Regions from separate parts of the Homo sapiens genome. Here region 1 is linked to region 2. Evidence: read pairs that join two places in POLR2A ChIA-PET (ENCODE). Cell type or tissue: PC-9. All regions are shown on one strand.

Region 1 (4,000 bases), 360 kb before region 2:
GCAGGACTAATCCCCTTCGTTGCTCCACCACTGGTCATGCTGATGACAAAAACTTATATTCCCATATTAGCTTTTACTCAGATGGCTTATGGAGCCAGTTTCCTATCTTTCTTGGGTGGGATCAGATGGGGTTTTGCTCTACCAGAAGGTAGTCCAGCCAAACCAGACTACCTTAATTTAGCTAGCAGTGCAGCTCCTCTTTTCTTTTCATGGTTTGCCTTCCTTATTTCTGAAAGACTTAGTGAAGCCATAGTCACAGTAATAATGGGTATGGGAGTAGCATTCCACCTTGAACTTTTTCTCTTACCACATTATCCCAACTGGTTTAAAGCCCTGAGGATAGTAGTCACTTTATTGGCCACTTTTTCATTTATAATCACTTTAGTAGTTAAAAGTAGTTTTCCAGAAAAAGGACATAAGAGACCTGGTCAAGTATAAAAAATATAAAAGTCTGGGAAGTGAGGAGCACCTCTGCCCAGCTGCTGCCCCGTCTGGGAAGTGAGGAGCGCCTCTGCCTGGCCGCCTGACCATCTGGGAAGTGTGACAAGCGCCTCTGCCCGGCCGCTGTGCAACCTTCCACGTGTGAAGTGACAGCCTTGTGTGTGATCTTTTCTGTCTTCCCCAAGTTTGCATTTTCGACATTAAAGTTTACTTTTTAGTTAAAAGTTTTAAAAATATATATATATAAATACACTGTAGATAACATTTGTATGCCAGCTACACCTTTTTCTACTTCTGTTTGGCTTTTTTTCCCCACACCAATGGTAATTTATCTTCACAGATTGTTCTTCATTTCTAGAAATTGTTACTTCATGGTAATTACTTGAGCAAAAGCTTGAAAATCCCTGACAAGTACTTTTCATCTCATAGTATATTAGTTTTCACTCAGTCATTTTATGAATAATATAGTTATCCACTTAAACATTTCAATATTTTAACCATCTTGAAAATTAAAGATTAAAAATCCCCTTTGTTAGAGTCTTGTGATCATTGAAAAGAATGCACATATTCTCCCACTTCAAGCGGAAAACCTCGTATCTGTGAGTATCTGAAAAGAAAAGGTAGTTCCATTGAGTTTTCACAGGAGTTACCACTGGGAAAGGCATGTCCAAACTTATTTCACATGGTATAACCCAATTATATGAGCTAAAAGGATCTATGGCTCTAAAGTCAGTAGGGAGCAGTGTCATGAGGGAAAGCCACATTCAAAGGTAAGTTGGACATGTTTTCCAGTTTTTATTAGGATATTTGGCATGGTACAGATAACAACTTGTCCCTTACCACCAAACACATAATAGCTGGTCAAAATGATTATTTTCAAAGGAAACTATTTAAAATAAAGCCACTAGTACATATAAATTAGGAAAGAAAAGTCAAGCTGGAGCCATCTTGATATTCTAATGAGCAGGCCTATCTAGTTCTACATCTTTTTTTTTGAGATGGAGTTTCATTCTGTCGCCTAGGCTGGAGTGCAGTGGCACGATCTTGGCTCACCGCAACCTCCACCTCCCGAGTTCAAGCGATTCTCCTGCCTCAGCATCTCTAGAGTAGCTGGGATTATAGGCACGTGCCACCATGCCCAACTAATTTTTTGGTGTGTATTTTTAGTAGAGGTGGCATTTCACCATGTTGGACAGGCTGGTCTAGTTCTACATCTTTTAAATCACAGAGAAGCTTTTAGCTTTGGTGTGTTTTTGTTTTTGTTTTGTTTTGTTTAAACGCAGGGTCTCACTCTTGCTCAGGCCAGAGTGTAGTGGTGTGGTCATGGCTCACTGCAGCCTCGACCTCCTGGGCTCAAGCAATTCTCCCACCTCAGCCTCCTGAGTAGCTGGGACTACAGTTGTGCACCACTATGCCAAGCTAATTTTTTAATTTTTTGTAGAGACAGGGTCTCCCTATGTTGCCCAGGCTGGTCTTGAACTGAGCTCAAGCAATCCTCCTGCCTAGGCTCCCAAAGTGTTAGGATTGCAGGCGTGAGCCACTGCACCCAGTGCAGAAGCTTTCTTAAAACAGCAAAAGCAACACCTTAGATTTTCACTTGAAAACGTAGTCTCTAATCACTCTACTTAAGGTGGAGAAAAAAAGAATTAACAGAAAACCTAGTTTTCTGAAATTCCTAGTCTCACCAAAAAGGAAAAACATTAAAAATGGTCTAAGGATTAAAAATGGTCTAAGGATATAGATCAGGATATAGTATAACCTGGAATTTTTTTTTTTTTTAGATGGAGTTTCACTCTTGTTGCCCAGGCTGGAGTGCAATGGCGCTATCTCGGCTCACCGCAACCTCCGCCTCCCGTGTTGAAGCGATTCTCCTGCCTCAGCCTCCCGAGTACCTGGGATTACAGGCATGCGCCACCATGCCCAGCTAATTTTGTATTTTTAGTAGAGACAGGGTTTCTCCATGTTGGTCAGGCTGGTCTCAAACTCCCAACTTCAGGTGACCCACCCACCTTGGCCTCCCAAAATTCTGGGATTACAGACATGAGCCACCGTGCCCGGCCTGTATATTTTTTAGAGATGATGTTTCCACTCAGTCTCAATCTGATTCTACTCAGATTGTTTTGATAAGGAAACTCACTTCTTTGTTATTAAATTGCATGAATGCTATACAAATTTAAGACTTTTCCATAATCTGAATTAAATGAATTATTTTCCAGAATAGAGGCAAATCATATTTTTAGGCTAATTGCCTAATTTTACTTAAAAATGCTATTTTTCCAGGTGAATTACAGTGTATGCTTCTTTAAGAAAACTGATTTTTAAGTACATTTGATTAAGTACATTGGCAGGATACTTAGAAGCATATCGGATTGTTAAACATTTTGGAGGTAGATCACTTTAATCATTTCTCAAAAAACAGAATTAAATGTAAAATGAAATGTGCAAGTCCTTAAAGTTAAAACAAAACCAACTAAAAAACTTGTGCAATCCTACTACAGTTTGGTAACCCAGAATGCCACTGATAAAGTAATACAAAGAAACAAAAAAACTAGATACTTTATTAGTACATTCTTTTAAAAACAATCTTGTTAGCCTGGTGAGGTGGCTCATGCCTGTAATCCCAGCACTTTGGGAGGCCAAGGCAGGCAGATCACCTGAGGTCGGGAGTTCGAGTCAAGCGTGACCAAGATGGAGAAACCCCACCTCTACAAAAAATACAAAATTAGCTGGGCCTCGTGGTTCATGCCTGCAATCCCAGCTACTCAGGAGACTGAGGCGGGAGAATCGCTTGAACCCGGGCGGCAAAGGTTGCGGTGAGCCAAGATCATGCTATTGCACTCCAGTCTGGGCAACAAGAGCGAAACTCCATCTCAAAACAAAAACAAAAACAAAACCAATCTTGTCATTACCTAGGAATAATAAGCATATTTACAGTCACCTATTTTCAGGGATCTTCGGGACCTGTTAAAACACTGACTGCCTTGACATTACATTTCTGCCACAGCTGTGCAAAGCACACCCCTTCAAAGTGTCATTTTCAGTTGCTACTAGACAATGAGAAATTAGTTGTAGAAGTATTTTGTAAATCTGTTTTGAATCAGAATACAGATTCTCTGTAACTAGAAATAGTAAAGGCACATGAGTTATAGCTTAGTCTATAAATTATCTTTATTCTTTGACATCTTACAGATCTCTACACAGACATCTGTGACCCTTCAGACGTTCAGGATGCCCCAGAGAAGGGAACATAGAGCTTCCTGTCTGCATTACATAAACTTTTCCTAATAAATGCATATGGTTAAGTTATAAGGAAGGTATAGTTGTAGACTAAACCAAATATTTTTTGTTTTATTTTTTTTTGAGACAAAGTCTTGCTCTATGGCCCAGGCTAGAACACAGTGGTATGATCTCAGCTCACTACAACCTCCACCTCCTGGATTCAAGTGATTCTCCTGCCTCAGCCTCCTCAGCAGCTGGGATTACAGGCATGTACCACCACCTGCTGCCAATTTTTTGTATTTTTAGTAGAGACGGGGTTTCACCATGTTGGCAAGACTGG
Region 2 (4,000 bases):
TACCAGTCTTCTTCAGGACCGACTATACAAATTCCAGCATTAGAATAGATCAAATCCACCAAGCCCAGAGACAATTCTCTGTTAGAAACATCAAAGCATGGACCATGGGACACTGAACTATTCTCCTGGAAGCAGCCCTTCCAAAAGAGGTAATGGCTGTCTGTGTCTCCCTACACTTCTGAGTTGTCCTTACTTGTAGGTTATGAATTTGTCATCCATGATGTTATCTAAACTCTTATATTTGTTGTTGTTGTTGTGGTGTCACTGTTTTGTTTTCTGTGGTTTTTTTTGGTGTGTATGGTTTTTGTTGTCTTTTTTTGCTGTTGTTTTCTTTCTGTCTTCTGTATTTAGTTTATACAACCCATTAAAGAAACTTCCAAGGTCTGGTTTGCCACATGCTATATAGTCTGAATGTTAGTATCTTCCCAAAATTCATAGGTTGAAAATCTAACACTCAAGGTGACGGTATTAGGAGGTGAGGACTTTGGGAGGTGATTAGGTCATAAAGGCAGAGCCCTCATGAATGGAATTAGTGCCCTTATAAAAGAGGCCTGATAGAGACCCCCTAGCTCCTTCTACCAGGACATAGGTAGAAGGTGCCATCTATGAACCAGAAAGCAGATCCTCACCCCTCACCAGACACCAAATCTGCCAGTGCCTTGAGTTCGGACTTCCTAGCCTCTAGAACTGTGAGAAATTTCTGGTATTTACAAACTACCCAATTTATGATTTTTTTTATAGCAGCCTAAACAGACTAAGACACCACACTTATTCACGCCCCTTGGGATGGTATATTCCTTGTATTTCTTATTGCTTTTCAGGGCAAAGAAGGACTTCCATTCATTGTTTTGGTGTATAGCATAGCCTTTTTGAGCCTTTCTTCAGCTTCATGATGTGACCAGAACCACGTGAGCATTCCAAGAGCAGACACACCCCATTTACAGATAAGAGCACCCTCCTTGCCTTGTTTACAAAGCTCTTCAGTATGCTATATACACTTGGCTTGACTTTTGGCCACAATAGCAAACTAAAATGATCTCTTGAGAGAGCTGGTATTAAAAACTACTCAGCATGGTGTAGTTGTAATTGTTTACCCCAAGAAATATCACCTTAGGCTGGGTACAGTAGCTCATGCCTATAATCCCAGTACTTTAGGAGGCCAAGGTGGGTACATCACCTAAGGTCTGGAGCTTAAGACCAGCTTGGTCAACATGGTGAAACCCCATCTCTACTAAAAATACAAAAATTAGCTGGGCATGGTGGTGCATGCCTGTATTCCCAGCTACTCGGAAGGCTGATGTAGGATAATCACTTGAACCCAGGAGGTGGAGGTTGCAGTGGGAGCTGAGATTGTGCCATTGCACTCCAGCCTGGGTGACACAGTGAGACTCCGCCTCACAAAAAAAAAAAAAAAAAAAAAAAATCACCTTAAATCTTCCTCTACTGAAACTCTTCTGCCACAGTTCCAATCTCTAGGTGTATATTTCATCCTCTCCCTCTTTCTCACACAAAGAACCCTGAAGTCTATGGAAAACCCAGATTCAGAGGTCTCTGCTCTGTCTTCTCCTGCCAGTAGTTTGAATTGAGTGGTGTTACATGCATCAAGGTCACCCATAGATGCATTTCAAAACAGTCTATTCGTTACCCAGAACTAAGCCCAATATCCAGGATCTTCCTTTCTCATGCATTCTGTCCTATGAAGCAGTTATTTATGTTTCTAAAAATATAATTCACACATTTTATTCTGATACTATCTTTCCATTTATATTTGTATATTATCTCTATTATGCCTATATTTGGCTAAATTATATAGTTTTCCCTCATACTAAAGAATTAGGTTTCACTACTCAAATTACCTCAAGTGCCTTCTATAGATACATTTCTGTTATTTAAATAAAGAATGTCATTTTGTTTTTGTTGTTGTTTTTGAGACTCACTCTGTTGCCCAGGCTGGAGTGCAGTGGCACGATCTCGGCTCACTGCAACCTCTGCCTCCCAGGTTCAAGCGATTCTCCTACCTCAGCCTCCCAAGTAGCTGGGATTACAGGCGCCCACCACTATGCCCAGCTAATTTTTTGTATTTTTAGTACAGACAGGGTTTCACCATCTTTTTTTTTTTTTTTTTCCCAGATGGAGTCTCACTCTGTCACCCAGGCATGGAGTGCAGTGGCGTGATCTCGGCTCACTGCAACCTCCGCCTCCAGGGTTCAAGTGATTCTCCTGCCTCAGCCTCCTGAGTAGCTGGGATTACAAGAATGTGCCACCACGCCCAGCTAATTTTGTATTTTTAGTAGAAACGGAGTTTCACTATGTTGGCCAGGCTGGTGTCTCGAACTCCGGACCTCAGATGATCTGCCTACCTCGGCCTCCCAAAGTGCTGGGGTTACAGGCGTAAGCCACAGTGCCCAGCCTAGAACCTACTTCCCCTCAGAGGAAATAGAAATTCCCCACTCAGTTCTAGTATGTAAACAAAGATTCTGATTTTTATGTTTTAGGCAAACATTAATCTGTTCTTGTTAAGATATAGCATTTTACTCATGCCACAGCCAGCCTCTGAGATTTCCAAGGCATTTGTATGGATCAAGAGTCCTACATTCTGGTTTGCTCCACATATTAACTTCAGATTAACTCTGGTACCCCCTACAACTACCAAGGACACTTTCCTAAATTCTTACCATCTTACTGGCCAATTCTCAATTACAAATCTCTAATCTCTTCTTCCACCTCTAGTGTCTCTAGTGCTGGTAGTAACCTGGCACTAACGTCTCCCTCCCCATACACTCCCAGACTACTTACACAAGGTGTTGATCTCGGATCTTTCGCAGCTGGATCAGGTCAGGTTTGATGCTATTCATTTTTTTATCTATTTCTCGGTTGTCCAAAGCTTGATTCTTCAAATCCTGCTCTAGACGCATTTTGCTATCATGAATCTCACCCAGACGTGATTTCAATTTATCATAATTCATCATAATTCTGTAAAAATATTTGACATGTTAAGGCTAAAATAGAAATCAAGCAGACAGATCCTACTGGGTGAGCACGGTCCTAATATCCTTTTTTTTTTTCCCTTGAGATTGAGTCTCGCTCTGTCACCCAGGCTGGAGTGTAGTGGCATGATCTCGGCTCACTGCAACCTCCGCCTCCCGGGTTCAAGCAATTCTCCTGCCTCAGCCTCCCCAGTAGCTGGGATTACAGGCGCATGCCACCACACCCGGCTAATTTTTGTATTTTTAGTAGAGATGGGGTTTTGCCATGTTGACCAGGCTGGTCTCAAACTTCTAACCTCAGGTGATCTGCCTGCCTCAGTCTCCCAAAGTACTGGGATTACAGGCGTGAGCCATTGCACCCAGTGAGGTCCTAATATCTTAAGCGTGGTGAACATTTGTTTTTGCCTGGCCCATATCCATTCCCATTTCTGGTATTAGCACCCTGATGTTCCCTGGAGGTAAGGATTCATTCCCCCGTCTCAGATCCAGGGATGGAAACACACATGGCCCAGACTGGCCAATAAGAATATTCCACTCTATCCCATCCCTACCCTCAGGCCACAGTGACGGTTCAGGAATAGGAATAAAACTCAAACTGACCCAATGAGAGTCAATTCTAGAACATTTGCTAGAACTGTATTGTTAAAATAAATTCTCTCTTTCCACACAAATTGCTAAATTATGAATATGCAGTTCTCATCCCAGCAGCTATACTGTCACTTCACCGGCAATGCCTGCCTGAGGATAAAATCAACCCAGAGAAAAACTGAGCCAAAATACAACATGAGAGAGAATCCCAATAACCTTGTTTGGGCCCTGAATCCAGCAATGACTGAACAAGTAAAGCTATACATTTGATATTCCAGAGGTAGCATAACACAACAGTTAAGAACAATGGTTTTGCAATTAGCCTACCTACATCTGAATCTCTGCTGTCACTTGCTGTGGGGCCATGGGCAAGTTATTTAACTTCTCAGTGCCTTCATTTCCTCATCTGTTTAAAATGGTGATAT

The links. ChIA-PET counts read pairs that join two places held together with the same protein. Peaks named below come from ENCODE experiments on the same cell type or tissue, not always from the same donor. Only the 100,000 strongest peaks of a DNase experiment are listed, where the experiment ranks them.
Region 1: POLR2A ChIA-PET joins it to region 2 with 9 read pairs; 2 of 35 experiments call an interaction of 5 or more read pairs at or near these places.

The regions. Positions count from the first base shown.
Region 1 is chr1:45,693,468-45,697,467 of GRCh38, forward strand. TMEM69 (transmembrane protein 69) reads left to right here. Exons shown (of 3, transcript NM_016486.4): 3 at 1-969. The coding sequence ends at 438. It also overlaps a transcript of IPP not described here. Among named protein-coding and RNA genes, the nearest start is that of TMEM69, 7.3 kb to the left of the region's middle. In PC-9, no CTCF peak of the experiment used is centred here; no DNase peak of the experiment used is centred here.
Region 2 is chr1:46,052,999-46,056,998 of GRCh38, forward strand. P3R3URF-PIK3R3 (P3R3URF-PIK3R3 readthrough) reads right to left here. Exons shown (of 10, transcript NM_001303427.2): 7 at 2,797-2,973. It overlaps PIK3R3 (phosphoinositide-3-kinase regulatory subunit 3), which reads right to left. Exons shown (of 10, transcript NM_003629.4): 7 at 2,797-2,973. LOC124904171 (a long non-coding RNA gene) reads left to right here. Exons shown (of 3, transcript XR_007066061.1): 2 at 7-149; 3 at 822-931. Among named protein-coding and RNA genes, the nearest start is that of PIK3R3, 78 kb to the right of the region's middle. In PC-9, no CTCF peak of the experiment used is centred here; no DNase peak of the experiment used is centred here; H3K27ac peaks cover 481 bases.